Regions from separate parts of the Homo sapiens genome. Here region 1 is linked to region 2. The links are chromatin loops, found by intact Hi-C in ENCODE. Cell type or tissue: mammary epithelial cell. All regions are shown on one strand.

Evidence for each region. A loop is a pair of places that touch in the nucleus more often than their neighbours do. Peaks named below come from ENCODE experiments on the same cell type or tissue, not always from the same donor. Only the 100,000 strongest peaks of a DNase experiment are listed, where the experiment ranks them.
Region 1: a loop joins it to region 2, with 5 times the contacts of the local background. A loop is called at or near these places in 2 of 110 quality-filtered maps.

What each region holds. Positions count from the first base shown.
Region 1 is chr2:83,897,549-83,905,548 of GRCh38, reverse strand. No RefSeq gene overlaps it. Among named protein-coding and RNA genes, the nearest start is that of LINC01809, 380 kb to the right of the region's middle. In mammary epithelial cell, no CTCF peak of the experiment used is centred here; a DNase peak (open chromatin) is centred at 4,498.
Region 2 is chr2:83,846,306-83,854,305 of GRCh38, reverse strand. No RefSeq gene overlaps it. Among named protein-coding and RNA genes, the nearest start is that of LINC01809, 330 kb to the right of the region's middle. In mammary epithelial cell, no CTCF peak of the experiment used is centred here; DNase peaks (open chromatin) are centred at 3,025 and 4,055; H3K27ac peaks cover 2,048 bases.

The sequences.
Region 1 (8,000 bases), 51 kb before region 2:
TTAATACCTGTGTGACTGGCCTCAATTCTCCCCAATTCATTTAATTCCTGCTGCCAATGTACACTTAAGATTTTCAACATAATATTTCTAGATCACTTCTACTTTCTGGTACCCACAACATCCTACTCTCTCCACCAACATCCCACTCTGAAATATTATAACATTACCTTTTCAAAGTCGTAAGTCTGATAATCTTAGTTTCCTGCTGAATAATTTCTCATTAATTGTATTTACTTGATGAATTAAATTCAAGCACCTGCTTAGACTCACTTGAATCTTACATTGCCTAAATTTATCTCTTCTATTTTAGCAAATGTTATTGCACTCCAAAAAAATCCTAACCATTTCCTTATCAAAGCATTCAATGTCTGGTCTTTTCTTTTCAGAGACTCTTCTTACTAGGTATCACATCTATTCGGAAAAATTCACAATAATTATTTCTTCAGAAATTCCCTCTCATTCTATTTATATTTTCACTTGCATATTGAAGCTTTTAGTCTACCTTCATATCACTTGACTTCTGCCTCTTATTTTCCATCAATGTGTGCGCTAATATGTGCCACTCCTGAGATCTACCCTCTTTTTCATTTATTTGTCTTCAACTTTATCTAGTCTACTGTCTGAACCAGAGTTGCTTTTTTATTTCAAAGCATATGTGTATACATTCATATGTATTACATATGTGTATGTGCATGTATATATACATATTTAAATAATTATATTTGGTTTATTTTTAAATTCTTCCTTTTCATGCTTGTTTTTCCCTTTCTTTATATCATGAAGATTTTCAATATATGCATTTAAAAGTCTCTTTCTGATTGTTTTGTTATCTCTCCTTCTTAGGGTGTAACTTTGAGGATTTCTGATTTAGTTAATACTCCAATCACTCTGAGTCATTTCCTCCTATAGGTCATTTATTTTAAGGTCATTTTCTATGGATTTGTTTTCCATGGGAATAACACTTGCCTTAATCAAAGCAAGAGTTCAGTTATAGGGTAGTTCCTATTTTTATTCTGATGGGACCTTCTACTTTTCACCAGATATGGACCAGTTCTTCTGTTAATTTCTCAGTATCCAGTTGGATGAAATAAATGTGGCTTCTGGTGTCCTGTGAGGCACAAGCATGATGGGCTCATCTCATCTTCCTTCACAGCCTTCTATTAGCTGCTTTGTAAACTTAATAAACTTCTTTGCCTCTTCCCAGGGAAGTGAGTGAACTCATTTTTCTGGTTCTTGCTTCACAGGGAGCCAGTTCCTTGTCCTTTTGTCTTGGTGCTGTTATTTTGAATGCAGCAACCTTTTTGACATGACCTGGAGGCCTTATGTGGTGTTTCTCAACAGCGTGAGAAGTTCATACTCTAGATGTTAAAGTATCTCTCTTGGTTTCAATATAATCATGAGCCTTTCAGATTGAACCTCTGTTTTACTGTCACCACTTGAAGTTTTTGTTTGTTTCCATAGGAGTTTATAGTTTTCTAATTTAGCTGTATGTGTTTAACTTTCACTGTTTTTGTTGTTTGTGTTTTTGTTTTTGAGACGAACTCTCATTCTGTCACCCAGGCTGGAGTGCAGAGTGCAGTGACATGAGCTTGGCTCACTGGAAACTCTACCTCCCAGGTTCAAGTGATTCTCCTGCCTCAGCCTCCTGAGTAGCTGAGAATATAGGTGCCCGCCATGAGGCCTGGCTAATTTTTATATTTTTAGTAGAAATGGGGTTTCACAATGTCAACCAGGCTGGTCTCAAATTCCTGACCTTAAGTGATCCACCTGCCTCGGCCTCCCAGCATGCTGGGATTACAGGCATGAGCCACTGTGCCCAGCCCTTATTGTTGTTTTTTATATTTTATTCAGTATTTTAACATTTTGAATGATTACAAAAGTTCTTACATTAGGCCAGTCTACAATGTTTACTCTATGTCTCTCATTTTATTTTTACCAGGACCTGAAAAGTGGTATGTTTCTCCATTTTGTAAATTAATAAATGGAAGCTGAGTAATATTAATAGAAATTGAACTGACTCAAAATTGATATATTTGTTAATTAAGGAAAAAGAGTTTGGCCTTGCACTGTGGGAAGACTACACTATAACAATCAAGAAAGGCCTTCAGAGAATATAGATAAGACATGGTGCTCTTGAGTAAAATAAAATAGAAAAAGCAGGAAATGTGGATGACAGATTGAAATGCCTTTTGACTGAATTCATGCAGTACTTGAGCTGGGATCTGAGATGTTTTTCTTTTCCCACTTTGCCCAGTGATGTTGGGAACAAACAGCCAACTTCACTATATTTGTTAGTTTGCCAAAAATATTCAAAAGTATCATATACGTAGTCATCCAGATCCTTGCTTCTTATAAGTGGTTGCATTCAATGTAGATATTTTATGTATCTCTACTGCCAGGTCACACCATGGACTATGAGTGCTCTCTTTGCTACTGGAAATAGGGTCATTAGCATCTTTAAATATAATCAGATTAAAGAGCCAATTCCAGAAAACTCAGAACCAGTTCAGAAACCTCATCCTTAAAACACTATTCCTCTTGAACCACTCTAAGTACCAAAATCTGTATTAGTTAGGGTTCTCCAAAGAAACAGAACCACATAACCAATAGAAAATATGTACATACATACATGTACTTCTCTCTCTCTAGATATAGATATAGATGTAGATGTAAATATATATAGATATAGACAAATCAATTTATATCTAGATATCTGTCTAGATAGATGCATCACTTAATGATAATGTTCTGAGAAATGCATCATTAGGAAATTTTTTTGTTGTGTGAACCTCAAAGAGTTTACATATACATATCTATGTGCTATAACCTACTATACACCTTGGCTATCTGATATAGCCTATTCCTCCTAGGCTACAGATCTATACAGCATGTTACTGTATGGGATACTGTAAACAACTGTAACACAATGGTATTTGTGTATCTAAATATATCTAAACATAGAAAAGGTACACTGAAAATACAGTATGGAAGGTACAAAATAATACACCTGGATAAGGCACTTACTATGAATAGAAGTTGCTCTGAATGAGTCAATGAGTGAGTGGTGAGGGAATGTGAGGGCCAAGGACATTATTGTACATGATTGCAGACTTTATAAATACTGTACACTTAGGTTACACTAAATTTATTTTTAAATGTTTTTCTTTCTTCAATAATAAATTAACCTTAGCTTACTGTAAGTTTTTTACTTCATAAGCTTTTTAATTTTTTAAAACTTTTTGACTCTTTTATGATGACAAAACTGAAAATAACATTATGCACTGTACAAAATTTTTCTTTCTTTATATGCTTATTGTATAAGCTTTTTTCTATTTTTGATTTCAAAATTTTTTTAACTTTTAAAGCTTTTTAATCCTAAAACTTTGAAAAAACAAAGACACAAACACACATATTGGCCTACAGCTACACATAGTCAGGATCATCAATATTACTGTCTTCCACCTTCTTTTCTTGTTCCACTAGAAGCTCTTCAGGGTTAATAACATGCATGGAGCTGTCATTTCTTATGATACTAATGCCTTCTTGAATACCTCCTGAAAGACCAACCTGAGTCTATTTCCCAGTCAACATTTTTTTGTAAGTAGAAGGATTATACTCTCAAATAATGATTAAAGTATACTCTAGTAAATACATAAACCAGTAACATAGTTGTTTATTATTGTTATCAATTATTACAGGTACAGGAGTATTACTGATACAGGAGTTAAGAGGAAATTACTCAGGCAGATAGTAAGGGTATGGGAGTCTTTGGTAAGGCTTTTTTTTTTTTTAATGAAAAGCAGCTCCAAGTCATTTTCTAACAAAAAGCAGCCTGTAAAGTCGAGCTAAAGACATAGACAAGCAAGCTGGGAGCTTGCAGGGGTGAATGCTGGCAGGAACCAGGGAGAGACATGTTCCAAATGGCAGCTCCACCTTCCCTTCTCTGCCAGCCACATGTATAGTAAGGAGCAGACAAGATGGCAGGGATCAGCTGGAAAGTTCATTTGCATAATGAGATTTGGGTGGGGTGGCCAGCCTTCACTGTGCACTATGTAAACGTCATACCTGATTGAACCAATCTGTGAGCCCTATGTAAATTAGACATCGCCTCCTCAAACCTGACTATAAAATCTGGTGCATCTGCCACAGGTCCTTTCTCCTTGGAGACCCCTTTCTTTATAAAGAGAGCTGTTTCTCTTTCTCTTCTCTTCTACCTATTAAACCTCTGTTCCTAAACTTTGTGTATGTCCATGTCCTAAAGTTTCCTGGTGCATGATGATGAACCCCAGAATATATACCCTAGACAATGTAGCTGCTTCAGTGCAAAATTGAATGTGCTATACTTTCAAATGACTGGCAGGGCAGATTTGTTTGCATCAGCATCACTACAAACACATGAGTAATGCATTGCACTACTGTATTATGATGGGTACATTACTAGGTGATAGGAATTTTTCATGTGCATTATAATCTTATGAGATCACCATGGTATTTGCAGTCTAACACTGACTGAAACTTCACTATGCAGCACATGACTGTGTGTGTGTGTGTGTGTGTGCGTGTGTGTGTGTGAAAAAAGAGAGAAAAAGAAAAGGAGAAAGAGCTTTATTATAAGGGATTGGCTCATGTAATTACAGAGGCTGAGAAGTCCCAGAATCTATAGTCAACAAGCTAGAGACTCAGGACTGCTGCTGTATAGTTCCAGTTTAAGTCCAAAGACCTGGAAACGGGGAGAGACAATGGAGTAAACTCCAGTCCAAAAAGCTGGCAGGCTCGAGACCCAATAAGAGTTAAGGTTTCCTTTTGAATTTGAGAGCAGAAGACAAATGTCTCTGTTTAAGTAGTCAGGGACAAAGAGTTCTCTTTTACTCAGCCTTTTAATTTTGTTCAGTACTTTAATTGATTGGATGAAGCCCACTCACATTAGGGAGGGCAATCTGTTTAACTCAGTCAACTAATTCAAATGTTGATATTGGCCAGGTGCGGTGGCTCACACCTGTAATCCCAGTGCTTTGCGAGGGGGGCAGGATCACTTGAGGTCAGGAGTTCCAGACCAGCCTGGCCAACATGATGAAAACCTATCTCTACTAAAAATACAAAAATTAACCAGGCATGGTGGCACGTACCTGTAGTTCCCGCTACTCAGGAGGCTGAGGCATGCGAATCAGTTGAGTCTGGGAGGCAGAAGTTGCAGTGAGCTGAGATCATGCCACTGCACTCCAGTCTGGGGCACACAGTTGTTTGTTTAACAAACAAAAAACAACAACAACAACAAAAAACAAATATTGATCTCATGCAGAAACAGCCTCACTGACACACTCAGAACAATGACCAACTATTTCAGCACCTTGTGGCCTAGTCAAGTTGACACATAAAATTAGCCATCACTAGGACCATGTGCATTTTATTGCTAGTGAGGTTTGTTTTCATGTGCAACTTATTGGTCCCTGATCTCTTAAGCCTAGTGATAGCCAATTATCTAAAACATTTCCTGGGGAGGAATGAGGAAGAAAGTCTGCAAATGGCAAAGAATGTTTATTTTGTGGCTAGCATCCACTCTGTGATTCTAGAATAATGACTTTTGCCAATAGAAAGCCAATAATCTCTTTCTTCAGCTGCATCCAAACCTGTGTAACCTATTTTATATCATCAACATACTTTGGAAAAGAACATTTTGTACACAGTAAGATATAACTTTTCAAAGCCTCTTGACTTCATCTGTATCCTTGAGTCGTAGATAATCTTGGGGATAAAATCTTCCTTCCACAGTATTTGTGAACAATATAGAGATCTCCAGACTACTCTAATTCATGATGTTTTGACAGGCAGAATTTTTTTCACCTACTTTAGCCGTGATTGATATTCTGATAATCATTTCCACCAGCCCTTTGACTCTAAATTCCAGCAAAGCTTTTTCATCAAAATAGAATATAAATATTACTTATAAGTTATTAAAGTTTTTATATTCCTATACCAACAACATTAATAATAAATCGCTTAACATATTACCCTTCTCAGAGGATGTTTGCATTTTATGTGCCTTAGTCAGCTCAGACTATGATTACAAAACACTGGGAGCTTAAACAACAAAAATGTATTTCTCACTTCTGGAGGCTGGAAAGTCCAAGATTAAGGTACCAGCAGATTTGGTGTCTTTTGAAAGCCCTCCTTCCTGTTTGCAGATAGGATACAGTCTTCTTGCTATATCTTCACATGGTAGAGAGAGGAATAGAGAGGGCTATGGTCTCTTCCTCTTCTTACAAGGGCATTAATGCCATCAGGGAGGCTCTACTCTCATGATCTCATCTAAACCTAATTGTCTCCCAAGGGCCCTGCCTCTCAGTACCAACACACTGGGAATTAGGGCTACAACATATGAATTTTGGTAGGTCGCAAATATCCAGTCCATAACAATGTGAGTCTTCAAAATTTAGTCCATCATTTCCCAAAGCATGTTCTTAGAGGTACAAAACGATATTTGCAAAATGAGGTTTCCTAGTCAAAACTTTTAGAAAACACTGCAGAGTATATATCCTCTTGGAAATTCAACAAGTATATGCATGTACTAAGTGCTCTGAGAAAACTTGTAATAAACAGATTAATACAATGTCTATTATCTTGATTGTGGTGGTGGTGTTATCAGTGTATCATATGTCCAAACTCACTAAACTGTATAAATTAAATATGTTTAGGTTTTATATATCAATTATACCTCAATTAAATTTAAAAAGTTAATCCAGCTTTTGTCAGACTTTTTGAACACAAGACTTTTTAATCTATTTTTAAAAGTATTGGTTCCATAGAAGGGCAATCACAACTAATATTAATTAAGCTTTTACTTATATTAATTAACCTTATATTAATTAAGCTTTTACTAATATTAATTAGGCTTTTCATATGCTAGGCATATGAAGTGTTTTGTATATTTTCTGATTTTATTGTCACAATTATCTGAGATACTGTTAATATCATCATTTTCTTGATGAGGAAATTGAGGCTCAGAGAGTTTCAGTCACTTTCCCAAGGCTAGACAGTAGAGAGCAGGGTTTGAGCCTCTATTAGTTTTCCTCTGCTATTGTAGTGACTTTTCACCAACTTAGTAGTTTGGTGAAACCATTTTTTGTGTTACATTTTTGTGGGTCAGAAGTCTGACACATCACACAAGGCTAAGATTCAGTTGTTAGCAATGCTGCATTCTGGAGGATCTAGGGGAGGTTCTGTATGCTGTTCATTGGAGTATTGGTAGAATTTAGATCCATGCATTTGTAGGACTGAAATCTCCATCTCCTTACTGGCTCTCTGTTGGGTCTCCTTTAATTCTCAGAGGCCTTTCTCAGGTCCTTGGTCCCTACATAACCAGCACCAATTCTTCTCGTGCAGCCATCTCTCTTTCCTACCTTTATGCCTCTTTATTCCATTTTTAAGGACTCATGTGATAAAACTGGGCTTACCAAGAGAATACAGTATAACATTTTCACTTCAAGATCCTCAAATTTAATCACATAAGCAAGGTCTTTTTTACTGCATAATAGAATATAGTCATTACAACTTCCAGGGATTAGGGTGTGAGCTTCTTTAGGAGGCCATTAGTTTGCTAATGATAGGGCACACTTATTTTGACTTTGAGGCCATGTTCTTATCATCATGACTCTCTTTTGTATTAAGAATGCCCTATATAGCAATAGCATAGAACTATGGGAAATATCTCCTTTGCTCAAAATAACAACACGAGAAGTAAAAATGCAAACATAGGGCAGGCCTGGGGAAAAGCTATTTGGGTTTTTAGGATCTAAGAACACAAAAGTACCTGCAAATGCTCATCCTTTTGGAGCAATGTGTGTCATACACAGCATGATTTTAGAAATTCCAAATAACTTATATCTCAGGGCTTTAGAAAAGTGTGAAAAAGATAGAGAAAGTGGACCCTTAAATATGATTTCTTTGTATTTTCTCTGGCCAGACCCCGCTGGTAAACTGCTCTGTGACTTTATAAAAGGCCA
Region 2 (8,000 bases):
AACATAGCTTTGGTGGTTATAGAATTCATAGTTGGTAGGCTTTTTTGTTTTTGAGCACTATGAATATGCTATCACACAGCCAACTGTACTCTACCGTTTCTGCTGAGAAGTCAGCTATTAATCTTATTGGGGTTTCCTTGTAAGTAGTGATTTATTTTTCTTTTACTGCTTTCAGGACTTTTACTTTGTCCTTGGCTTTCAGCATTTTTATTACAATGTGTCTGTTTGTGGTTCTCTTTGAATTTATGCTACTTAAAGTTCATTGAGCTTCCTGGATGTGTAGGTTGTTGTTTTTGAACAAATTTGGGAAGTTTTTTTAGCTACTTTTTCTTCAAATATTGCTTCTCTTTTATTTATTTATATTCTTTCTGATATTTCTATTACATATGTGTTCATATATGTAACTATGTCCTATCATTACATGAGGTTCTATTTTTCTTTATTCTTTTTTCTATGATTTGGCACACATACTTCTATGGATATATCTTCAAATTTACTACTATTTTTGCCAGTTCAAATCTTCTGAATTTCTTCAGTGAATTTTTCATTTCAGTTATTGCATTTTTAAACTCCAGAATGTCTATTTTTTAGAAAATTGTATCTCTATTGATATTTATTTTCTGATGTGACATTGTCATTTTACATTTCTTTACCTCTTTAATTATGTTCTCCTTTACATCTTTGAATACATTTATGATGGCTATTTTGAAGTCTTTTTCTGTTTAATCTGACAGCTGATTGCTTTCACAAGCGATTAGTTTTGCCTTCTTTTTTTCCTAGCATATGAATCATGTATTCCTGTATCTCTGCATCTCATATATACACACTGGGTACTTTCTTCCCTCTAAGACCATATTACTATTATTTTCTTATTACAATAGCTGAGTGAATGATTTTTAGTGGACGCTAAAAATACATATTTCTCTCCAACATACATATGAATATTGGTAACCTCTGATGTTGCACCTTAGGCATACTCAGGTTTGTGTATATTCAGTCACCCTGGGATGATCCCTTGTTTTGAGCAGGGCTCTCTTTGTCTCTCCCTCATCACACCTGGCTGTTAAACTTCAGAAACTGTCAGCTGATTTCCCTATCATTTTCAAAACTTCATTGAGTCATGCATTTTTCTTTTTTTTTTTTTTAGCGTTTAACTTCAGACTAATTTATTCAAGTTAGAGTTTTGAATTTTTATAGATTTTTTCTGAATACATGTTTTCCCATTTGTAGTATGTCCTTAGGAGTATTTCTAGAGGATTTAGTTTTTTAAAAAATCAAGTTTCACCATTTCATTAGAAGTGAGTTTCTCAAGCTGTCCTGCTAGTCATCAATCACCCCTCCCATATGAGCTCTTAATTCTCCTGGAATTGAGATGAACTTTTAAGCTAAATTGGAACTCATTCTGATCACATAAGTTGCACAAACTTGAAGCTTGTTCAACTACTATTGGATTATTTTAGTAGAATTTTAAAGAAAAATTTCTATCCTTCTTTACAAAATATAATCTGCAGTGGCCTGGACCTAAATGAAATGCTAAATGACTCCCAGGAGACCTTCAGAGCTAGGCTCCTATGCCATTGGTATAGAAAAGTAGTAATGTTTGTGCCATGTAAATAAAGGAATGGATTGCAACCAAAGAAAATCTTGCAATTTTCATTTCTATTTTTAATGTTGCTCAAAAAGCCTCTTTCTACTGGATCAATTCAATGCTGTTGATTCTATATAGCATCCATGCTCAAGAGAAACAAAGAAAAATGTTTTGGATATACAAAGGGGGTATTCCATTAGCAGCAAAGGAAAGCTCTGAAAAATTCAAATCAGACCTTGCAAGGTCTGGAGCAGTCTACTTGTGTCACATAAAAAAATAAATGGTAATGAAAACAATCTTCTGTTTCTGCATGCTGGATGTGCTGGGGAACAAAAAAAGAAAATGAAAAGAAAACAATCTTTCAATAATACATTCAGAGGACATTTAGGATTAGTTTCAGAAGTCAGGTGCAACTGGATGAAAATCTTGTCCAACATTTTTTGTTTTTTACTTTAAGTTCCGGGATACATGTGCAGAATGTGCAGGTTTGTTACATAGGTATACATGTGTCATGGTGGTTTGCTGCACCTTTCAACCCGTCATCTAGGTTTTAAGCCCCACATGCATTAGGTATTTGTCCTAATGCTCTGCTTTCCTTTGTCTTCCATTCCCTGACAGGCCACGGTGTGTGTTATTCCCTTTCCTGTGTCCCTGTGTTCTCACTGTTCAACTCCCACTTACGAGTAAGAACATGCAGTGTTTGGTTTTCTGCTCCTGTGCTAGTTTGCTGAGAATGATGACTTCCAGCTTCATTCATGTCCCTGCAAAGGACATGATATCATTCTTTTTTATGGCTGCATAGAATTAAATGGTGTATGTATGCTACATTTTCCTTATCCAGTCTATCATTGCTTTGTCCAACATTTTTTAACAGAATAAAATATGAGCCAAAGGGAGTAAGAGTAGTAGGAAGTAGACAAATGCCTAGGCAGACAGGTGTGGGTCCCTGGTGAAACCCCATACTCAAGCCAAAGATAGTTTAAAGCCTAACTACAAGTCCTAGGTTAATCCATGGACTGGATTGAGAACCTCTCTTTCTGTTTGGTGCACTTTCCTCTAACTGATCCCCGCCTTTCACATATTTTACATATACCTACTCTTCCCTAATTGGTTTTTTATCCTGTTGTGCCCACCCACCTTTGAGTGATGCCTTTAACTTTTTTTGCATAGTTACAAACCAATTAGCATGCACTCCCCTATTCTGAGCCCGTAAAAGCCCCAGGCTCAGCCACATTGGGAGAGAAACCACCCAACTTTGGGTAGGCGACCAGCCCTGCATCTCTTCTCCACTGAGAGCTGTTTCATTGCTCAATAAAATTCTCTGCCCTCCTCACCCTTCATTTGTCAGTGTATCCTCATTCTTCTCGGATGTCGGACAAGGACTTGGGAACCGCCGAATGCAGTTATGAGCTATAACACAGGCAGGCTGGGGCATGCCTGGCCCAGCCACAGGCTGCACTGGTGCACAAACCAGGCATGGCCCAGGTTGGCTGAGTGGGTTGGCTGCCTCCTGAGGCAGGTAGCATGCCTGAGCAAGGCCCAGGCTAGGGTGTTGCCAGCCAGAGGTCCCCAGCTGGCAAAATGACTGAGAAAAATCCTGCATCAGGAGCAGGCTAAATTTGACCAACAACTTTTAAAATGTGCTTTGGGTACAGCACAGAGAACCTCCAATAGTGCATTACTTTGCATTAATAGCAAAAGTTTAAAAATATAAATTAAATGAAAAATGAAGACAAAAGGTGTCTTCCCTGCTTTTGAACATCCTTTAGTTTATACCAGTTCTTCTTAACCAGGAGCAAGCCACTCTCCCCCACCCAAGGGGACATGGAAATGACTGGACACATTTTTGGTTGTCATACCTGGGAGGGGTACTACTGACATCTGGTGAATAGAGGTCAGAGATATTGCTAAATATCCTATAGTACATATGATAGGCCTCATGACAAAGAATTATTCGGCTCCAAATGTCCATAGAGCCAAGGCTGAGAAATCATGTTTTGCACAATAATGGCCAATGCAAACACAACTTTAATGTAAATTTTTTCTTAAATTTATTTTAGCAGCAAAGCTAAGAATTGAATGATTGGCATTATTGAGTTTTCTCTATTTATATCAGCATTTTATTTTTCCTTTTGTAGCTAGGTTTAGTAATACATAAACAGGCAAGTGTGAGTAGAAGCATTGGTATGCCATTAAAACATTTCATGACCCAGTTATGATTTATTTTTTTTTAGTTATATGAAGATTGTTAACAACTTGATTACATTGACAGGTAAATAAAAATGTTGTTTTATTGGCCTATTTCTACTACATTCCACCCAAATTTCTCGAAAAACATAATATGTATTTTTAAACTATTTAACTATTTCTGATGTGATGTGGGTTGGCTATGTCCCCACCCAAACCACATCTTGAATTCCCACATGTTGTGAGAGGCACCCAGTGGGAGGTAACTGAATCATGGGGGCAAGTCTTTCCCAAGCTGTTCGTGAGAGGCACCCAGTGGGAGGTAACTGAATCCTGGGGGCAAGCCTTTCCCAAGCTGTTCTCATGATAGTGAATAAGTCTCACGAGATCTGATAGTTTTCAAAAGAGGAGATCCTCTGCCCCAGCTCTCTCTCTTTGCTTGCTGTCATCCATCTAAGATGTGACTTGCTCCTCCTTGCCTTCCACCATGATTGTGAGGCTTCCCCAGCCACGTGGAACTGTAAGTAATTAAACCTCTTTCTTTTGTAAATTGCCCAGTCTCAGGTATGTCTTTATCAGGAGTGCGAAAACGGACTAATACATGGTGAAATTAAACAGAATTAAGAAAAATACTAGATTGTAAACAAAGGTACAAACATATCTTGGTAGTGTTGGGGCACAGAAAATTATATCCCAGAGGGTTGTAGATGTGTGGTGTTATTTCTGGGGCATCAGAACAGAGGCCTCAGAAATAACACCACACACCTACAACCATCTGATCTTCGACAAACCTGACAAAAACAAGTAATGGGGAAAAGATTCCCTATTTAATAAATGGTGCTGGGAAAACTGGCTAGACATGTGCAGAAAATAGAAATTGGACCCCTTCCTTATACCTTACACAAAAATTAACTCAAGATGGATTAAAGACTTAAACATAAAACCTAAAACCATAAAAACCCTAGAAAACCTAGGCAATATCATTCAGAACATAGGCATGAGCAAAGACTTCATTACTAAAGCACCAAAAGCAATTGCAACAAAAGCCAGAATTGATAAATGGGATCTAATTAAACTAAAGAGCTTCTGCTCAGCAAAAGAAACTATCTTCAGAGTGAACAGGCAACCTGCAGAATGGGAGAAAATTTTTGCAATCTATCCATCTGACAAAGGTCTAATATCCAGAATCTGCAAGAAACTTAAACAAATTTACAAGAAAAAACCAAACAACCCCATCAAAAAGTGGGCAAAGGATATGAACAGACATTTCTCAAAAGAAGACATTTATGCGGCCAACAAACATATGAAAAAAAGCTCATCATCACTGGTTATTAGGGAAATGCAAATCAAAACCACAATGAGATACCATCTAATGCCATTTAAAATGGCGATCATTAAAAAGTCTGGAAACAACAGATGCTGGAGAGGGTGCAGAGAAAATAGGAACACTTTTACACTGTTGATGGGAGTGTAAATTAGTTCAACCATTGTGGAAGACAGTGTGGCAATTCCTCAAGGATCTAGAACCAGAAATACCATTTGACCCAGCAATCCCATTACTGGGTATATACCCAAAGGATTATAAATCATTCTACTATAAAGACACATGCACACGAATGTTTATTGCAGCACTGTTTACAATAGCAAAGACTTGGAGCCAACCCAAATGCCTATCAATGATAGACTGGATAAAGAAAATGTGGCACATATATACCATGGAATACTATGCAGCCATAAAAAAGAATGAATTCATGTCCTCTGCAGGGACATGGATGAAGCTGGAAACCATCATCCCCAGCAAATTAACACAGGAACAAAAACCAAACACTGCATGTTCTCACTCATAAGTGGGAGTTGAACAATGAGAACACATGGACATAGGGAGGGGAACATCACACACTGGGGCCTGTCGGTGAGTCTGGGGCAAGGGGAGGGAGAGCATTAGGACAAATACCTAATGCATGCAGGGCTTGAAACCTAGATGACGGGTTGATAGGTGCAGCAAACCACCATGGCACATGTATACCTATGTAACAAACCTGCACATTATGCACATGTATCCCGGAACTTAAAGTAAAATAAAAAAAAATTATATCCCAAAATATAGCACTTTGGCATGCTGAGTGCCTCAAGTTAAAGAAAACTGAAGGTCCTCCAGAAAGACACAAGTTCTCTCATCTGATCTTCCCCTGTCTCTTCAATCCTCTTTTTTTCATGAAGCACTGGGAGCAACTCTCTGGAATTTGTTTCTCTGATGCAGAAAAATTCTTAAAAAAAAAAAAATACAATTGTCTGAAGTCCCCTTCCCTAGGAATCTCATCAAATAACTAGGAAAGTTTAACTCTCTGAGAAGAGAAGAGACTGGGAGTTCTCATCACAACCAGACAGATTTTTTATGTATTCTTCTGAAGGCAGCTCTGAGAGATTACCTGGGAGGCTCTATCTGCACATAATACAACCCTTATTTAAGGTGAAGTTTCACCCCTCACCTTCGTATCACCTTCCCCAGAGCTCAGAGAAACACTGTCCTAGGTAATCCTTGTGTGGGCTCATTCTTTTCTCCTGCAAATCATTTAGTCCTACAACCCCCATTTCCCCTTCCCCTATAAAGTAGGATACATATATAAGCACCTAGACCTCACAGGGTTATTCAATAATCATTCACCTGCAATTCTCCCATGTTTATGAACATCAAATAAATTTTGTATGTGTTTCCTTCTATGAATCTGCCTTCTGTCAGTTCATTTTCAGTAAACCTTCAGAGGGTGAAGGAGAAGCTTTTCTTCTGACTCTACGGTAGAAATGAATATACTTTGTCACACTATAGCATGGTGATGAAGCTGAGTAGACAGCATGAGGTGTTATTGCTGACACTAAAAACTGAGTTAGAAAAAAAGGAAGCCATAGCAATACAGAGAATAATCCATAGGCTACTGAGATTAAGAAAGTCAGTAGATCAAGATTATTTATGAACTTCTGTTGGAGGAAATCTTATGCTTGTTGGAATTATGCCATGTTGCGCTTTGGTCCCCACCTAGAATTCAGCCTCTATTTATTTTGTAACTAACTAAACAATGTAGCTAATATGGCTAAATATTCATTGATTCCTTACCATGTGCTAGGCATTATAGAAAGAACCCTATATAAATTATCTAACTTAATTTTTACAAGAGCAAATTAAGATACATGTTATGACACTCTTTTATGAATAAGGACATTTGGTTTCAAAATGATTAAGTAACTTGCTCAAGAGTGCATGCTGGTAAGTAGCAGAGCTAGGATCTCCTCACAGATATGTCTGGTTCTAAAGCCTGGGCTGTGAATAACTACATTTTTCTCCTTTTTGGCTAAGCTGCATGTGGACATTTTCCATGGACATTTGTACGAACTTTTCTGTCATAAATCCTGAGATACCAGTAAGTATCTGGGTGTCAGAGGTTGTTGAACACCTGGGCAGGAGGATACCTGAATTTATATGCTGAAACTCATGGTAGCCATACATATTTCATCCTGAATCAAAGGGTTTAGTAAATGTGACCCTGAGGTGGACAGTTAGCCTGGCTCTGTCCTTTCCTCTGGTGTGGAGTGAGTGGTACTAGAAGATTCATAGTCTTCTTTCGCTCGTGCCTCTCAACCCTTACCCCATCCCTCCACACTGCGAGAAAAAAAAAAAAAAAGACAGAAACCAAGAAAACAGTAGACCCAGCGATTCATCTGTGTATCTCATTTTTCTAAGAAGGCCTTTTGTCCTGCTCTTTTTCTTGTTTTTGTCATGAACCTGCCGTCTAATGAACTAGTCTAGTCACGACAGACTAATTTAAAAATATATATATAGTGCTTAGAGAGGCAAGATGCATATTAAGCAGTTCATTTATAACTTTCCCTAATCTGGACTTCTTTCATCCTGACCTGCCTCTGCCTTTAAAATGTGCTGTAACACCCACAGTGCTACTCAGAACAGGGAGAAAAGAGAAAGGATACATAAGTAAAGGAAGAGGAGGGAAATGTATATATAATATATAATATCCAATATGTAATATTGTATCTTCCTTTAATTCACTTAAATGCATCAAACAGTAAAATCAAAATATGTAAAGCAACTTGATACAAATTATAAGAAGGAACAGATAAATATATAATCAGAGTGAAGTAGTATTTAAACATACCTCTATAGGAATTAGCGTGTCAAACCAAAATAACTACAAAGGGTATAGAAAATGTAAAC